Regions from separate parts of the Homo sapiens genome. Here region 2 is linked to region 1. A link is an interaction called in ENCODE POLR2A ChIA-PET data of the cell type or tissue named here. Cell type or tissue: MCF 10A. All regions are shown on one strand.

Region 1 (2,500 bases):
ACACAAACACATACACACACGCACACGCCCAAGTGCCAGGAAGGAAAATGAAAGGGTCTTGACGTGCCAGTGGAGCAGAGGAAGGGTTGCAGATGTGTCATTCTCTCATTCCTCAAACATATGTACACTGTATTGTGCACATAGTCATTAGAAAAATCCCTTATTGAGGCCGGGCACAGTGGCTCACGACTGTAGTCCCAGCACTTTGGGAGACAGAGGCGGGCAGATCACTTGAGGTCAGGAGTTGGAGACCAGCCTGGTGAAACCCCATCTCTACTAAAAATACAAAAATTAGCGGGGCATGGTGGTACGCGCCTGTAATTCCAGCTACTCAGGAGGCTGAGGCAGGAGAATCGCTTGAACCTGGGAGGCGGAGGTTGCAGTGAGCCGAGATGGTACCACTGCACTCCAGTCTGGGTGACACAGCGAGACTCCATCTGCAAAAAGAAAAAAAAAAGAAAGAGAGAAAAATCCCTTATTGAGCAGGAAACATAGCTTATGCCCATAATCCTAGGAGTCGGGAGGCTGAGGTGAGAGGATCACCTGAGCCCAGTAGGTCAAGGCTGCAGTGATCCGTGATTCATTGCGCCACTGACTCCAGCCTGGACAACAGAGCCAGACCCCGTCTCAAAATAACAACAACAAATCAGAGAGAGAAAAGAGAAATCCCTATGTAGGTCTGCAACAAAATAAACACGGATGGCAGGTGTGGGGGGAGGACATGGAAACGCAATCGAGGACGCAAAGGTGCCCCACCCCAAGAAGGAGTAAACAGTATCTAGGCCAAGTTGGGGAGGGGAGGAAGTGAGGAGGAAAACATGGACGGGCGGTGGTGTTGGCCGGTGCAGGATGGGAGAGGAATTTGCTCCTAATACTGGCCTCCTGGGCCTTGGCTGGAGCATTTACGGCACTTCACAACTCTCAGACTGGGCGAGTGGCCATGAGGGGAAAACCAGTGCAAATTCCCCAGGCCCAATTGTCCGGAAGAAGACGAGGCAAGTCCGCGTAAAGATTTTTAGACGGTGTACCTTGGCTAGGGAACGGAGGGGCGAGGGAATTCGGGACCCAAATCCCCTCTAAGGCCCACATTAATAACTACCCCCAAGAGGTTGCAGCGCAACCACTACTGGAACGTGAAGTCCCCGGCACGCCCCAACAACAGGACCATTGGCCACGCCCCTAGGGGCGGGGCACTGCATGGAAAGCCCCGCCTTCGCCCTAAGGCTCCGCCTCTGACCTCTGCGCAGGCGTAGCTCAAATCTTTCCCGCCCTCTAGTCGTGCGCGGATCTGACGCCTGACGTAATTGCGTAGACGCCATTTTAGCCGGTCAGACAAGCACTGGACGTGGCGGCCATTTTGTTTTGGACACCGAGCAGGAGCTGGCGGCCGCTGCAGACGAAAGGCAGGAAAGGGCAGGCCGGGTGAGCAGACGGATCGGCCGACTAGACAGCCAACCAGCAACAACGAACTGAGCTCGCATACTACCGCTTACGCATCTAACCAACCGCCCATCTAGCTAACCCGAGCCCCTCCACCGTCAACTCAGGTTCGGCCGGTCCCCGGCCCGCCTGCCGGAGCCGTGGTGGCAGCCCCGGGAGGAGCACTGGCGTCTGTTTCCTTCGGTGAGTTTCGGTAGTGAGAAGGAGCCGGGGGAGGTGCGGTCTTGAGGAGCGGAAGGGGCCGGCGGACGCGGAAAGGGGGTGGTGGCATGTGGACATAGCTACGGTGTTGGAGCGTGGAGGCCCCGGGGAGGAGGCGGAGCCCCTGCGAAGGGGCGGGGGAGGGGCTGAACTGGAACCTGGTGGCGGGATTGATGGAGGTTGGGGTTTGATAGGATAAAAAGGAAACTTGGCGGGTAGAGCAGAAGTGGAAGTCTTGACAGGGCTTTGAGGATGGTAGGGAGATTAAGAAGTACAAGACTTTGAGGAATGTTGGAAATTAATGGCGGCTTTAGGGTTAAGTTTTGTGGAGGGCTCTTTGCGAGCTAATTCCCAGGTGAATTTAGAAAACCTTTCCTACTCCCCCAGATCGTCAGTTTCTTGTTAAAGTCCCTACTTGATTCTGGAGTTGAAAGCCACTTTTGAAACTAGGCATGCATATATATATGTATATATATACATACATATATATATATATTTTTTTTTGGGGGGGGACGGAGTTTCGCTCTTGTTGCCCAGGCTGGAGTGCAATGGCACGATCTCAGCTCACTACAACTTCCGCCTCCCGGGTTCAAGCGATTCTCCTGCCTCAGCCTCCGGAGTAGCTGGGATTACAGCCATGCGCCACCACGCCCGGCTAATTTTGTATTTTTAGTAGAGACATTTCTCCATGATGGTCAAGCTGGTCTCGAACTCCCAACCTCAGGTGATCCGCCCGCCTCGGCCTCCCAAAGTGCTGGGAAAACAGGCGTGAGCCACCGCGCCCGGCCCTGCCTGTATTTTCACTGTAGATCAGTGGTTCTCAACTTTAGCTGCACATTAGAAGCACCTAGGTAGCTTT
Region 2 (2,500 bases), 340 kb after region 1:
GAGCACTCTTCTGCTACCACAAACTCTTCCACCAGCCAGCATGGCAAATTTGAGGTGCTTGCTGAAAGGAAAGATAAATGCCAGCCCCAGGCCATTCAGAAAACATTTCTCCCAGGCTCTGCCCATCCAACTTCCCGGCACAGCGCTTGCCCTCATTCCATGTGGTGCCGGCCTTTTCCACCTGTGCTCTTGGTATATGGGGAAGATACTAAAACCAAAAACAAACGACGGGACGTGTCGGGTTCCCAGACAATCACCCACCTGACAGCTTCTCTTCCTGCACGGGAGCCTCTGCTTGGCTGTAGCGGAGTTGGGGGAAGGGACAAAAGTCAAAACCCAGAAAATAGGGCACCCCCTCCTGCGCTGTCCATGGATAAGATCTCCCCCAGCCCCGAGGCCGGGAACGATCCTGTCCTCCAGTGACCTCCTTTTCCCTCCCCTTACCTCCTCCTTACCAGAGCTTTAAGGTGAAAGCACAGAGCAACCAGCAGAGGTGGCGGCCCTGGGGGAGGCCAGGCCTCCCGGCACCCGCAAGCATGGAGCGCCAAGTGTCGCACCTGTCGGAACAGAGGGACCTACTCCACAGGCCTCGTGCCTCCGTCGGAGCGCAGAGGCGGCACTTACTCTGCAGCCCTCCCAGAGGTTCCAGGTCAGGGCAGGGAAGGCCGGAGTTGCCTATTGGAGCAGAGGATCTATCAGGACGTCCCCGTTGCCACAGCGAGAAAAATCGATATGTTTTTGCGGGCTAGGGAGGCGAGCGCCTTCTGCGGGGTCCGCAGGGCGCTGGAGGAAGGGCCGGCGGGGGCTCGCGGCCCTAGCGCCCGCTCACCTCCGCTCCCGCCCCCGACGCAGCCATCTAGCCCCGTGGAGGATCCTCGGGCGCGGGACCGAGCTCGGGGCCCGGTGTTCCCGGGGGCGTTCGGTCGTCGCCCGCTGGGGCTTATAGTCTTCCGCGTCGGTGGCGCCTCGCCTGCTGCTCACTGGGAATTAGCTCGGCGCCCCGTTGCATTGTGGTCTTGGTAGTCTTTGCGAGAACGGCAAATGGCGGTTGCAGAGGCTCGTCCGAATTCTCGGCTCGCTGCTCCCTGGCTGGCGCGTGTTTGTTCATTCTGGGCTAGGTGAGCAGGGACAATACGTCGCCCTCTCAGGACTTTGCTCTCTCCTTAAAACCCGAGGATTCACCGTCAAGCTTCTGGTTTCTCTGACATCCTTCCCCAGCCGCCCCTTCATCGCCACCGATGATCCAGTGGAGAAGCTGTGTTGGAGGTCAAGGGATGGAGGCGAAACTGCGCGTTCTCGTCCCTGCAGAAACCGGAATATCCGAGACACATGACGAACATGAAACTTTCTCCTTGTCTCTTGGCTCCCACTCCGCTACACAGATGAACGGTGTTACCTTCCCTCATGTTACTTTGCTAAGCCTACTCCTCAGAGCTGGTCCTTTGCATAACCTCTTCAAATGCTCTCAACTCTCCCTTGCTCCTACATAATGGAGTAATCATAAGTGCAATGAGAAAAGCATGAGATTTGAAGTTCCATAAGTATTGAGTCTAGGTTCTGGTGGTTATTAACTCCATGATCTTAGGAAAGTATCTGTCAGTGTTCTGTGTAAAACGGAAATGCTAATGTGTATTTACCAGGACTTTTTCTTGCGAGAGGCAGATGAAATGTATCTCCGTTTCATGAGTAAGTTCAGAGAATATAAGTGACTTGTCCAAGGTCAGCAAGCTAATGAGTGGGAAAGCTGAGGCTTGAGCCTAGACTGTCAACACCCAGGCCAAAGATTCATTGCCTGCTTTTCATCTTATGGAGTTAAACCTTGATACACACTCAGATCTGCAGTGACTTGACCAGCACTGTGGGTTCATGCTTTACTGTCTGATAACGAATTTTCATTTAATTTTATTTTTTTTCTTAGACAGGGTCTAGCTCTGTCACCTAAACCTGATGAGGGCTGAGCCTTCATTTCGCCGTTTTTTGTTTGTTTGTTTTTGTTTTTGAACGAGATGGACTCTGGCTATGTTGCCAGACTGGAGTGCAGTGGCAAGTCACAGGAGCCATCATAGCGCATTACAGCCTGGAACTTCTCGTCTTCAGGGATCCTCCCAAGTAGCTGGGATTTCAGGCATGTGCCACCATACCTGGCTCTAATTTTGAATTTGTTTCTTTAAATTATTATTTGTGTTTGCTGAAATTGTGTGTGTATTATTTTTGTGTATGTGTGTGAGTAGTTATATGTTACATAAAGTAGGTTGTGGGGTTTTTTCCAGTAATGTTTAGCTATAATTGAAGTTTGGGCCGAAATCTGCTAGTATTTGTTACTCCTCACCAAATCCTACCTTATCTCACAACAAACTGTAAGATCTTGTGATATTTCACTTCCAATAACCTTACCAGGCATCAGAGTGGGGTCTCTACTCTGAAATTAAATATCTGCCATAAGGTATGTTGAAGACGTTAGTCTCTTTCCCAGGAGGCACAAAGTGCAAGTCTTTTCCTC

The links. ChIA-PET counts read pairs that join two places held together with the same protein. Peaks named below come from ENCODE experiments on the same cell type or tissue, not always from the same donor. Only the 100,000 strongest peaks of a DNase experiment are listed, where the experiment ranks them.
Region 2: POLR2A ChIA-PET joins it to region 1 with 20 read pairs; 18 of 35 experiments call an interaction of 5 or more read pairs at or near these places.

Annotation. Positions count from the first base shown.
Region 1 is chr1:153,632,721-153,635,220 of GRCh38, forward strand. CHTOP (chromatin target of PRMT1) reads left to right here and starts at 1,346. Exons shown (of 6, transcript NM_015607.4): 1 at 1,346-1,623. It also overlaps a transcript of S100A13 not described here. RefSeq lists an enhancer at 1,320-1,429 and a silencer at 1,770-1,849. In MCF 10A, no CTCF peak of the experiment used is centred here; DNase peaks (open chromatin) are centred at 1,281 and 1,711.
Region 2 is chr1:153,976,715-153,979,214 of GRCh38, forward strand. JTB (jumping translocation breakpoint) reads right to left here and starts at 960. Exons shown (of 5, transcript NM_006694.4): 1 at 456-960; 2 at 262-299; 3 at 1-61. The coding sequence starts at 538. JTB-DT (JTB divergent transcript) reads left to right here and starts at 1,029. Exons shown (of 1, transcript NR_186180.1): 1 at 1,029-2,446. RefSeq lists enhancers at 431-1,079, 1,081-1,130 and silencers at 801-850, 1,139-1,433. In MCF 10A, no CTCF peak of the experiment used is centred here; a DNase peak (open chromatin) is centred at 997.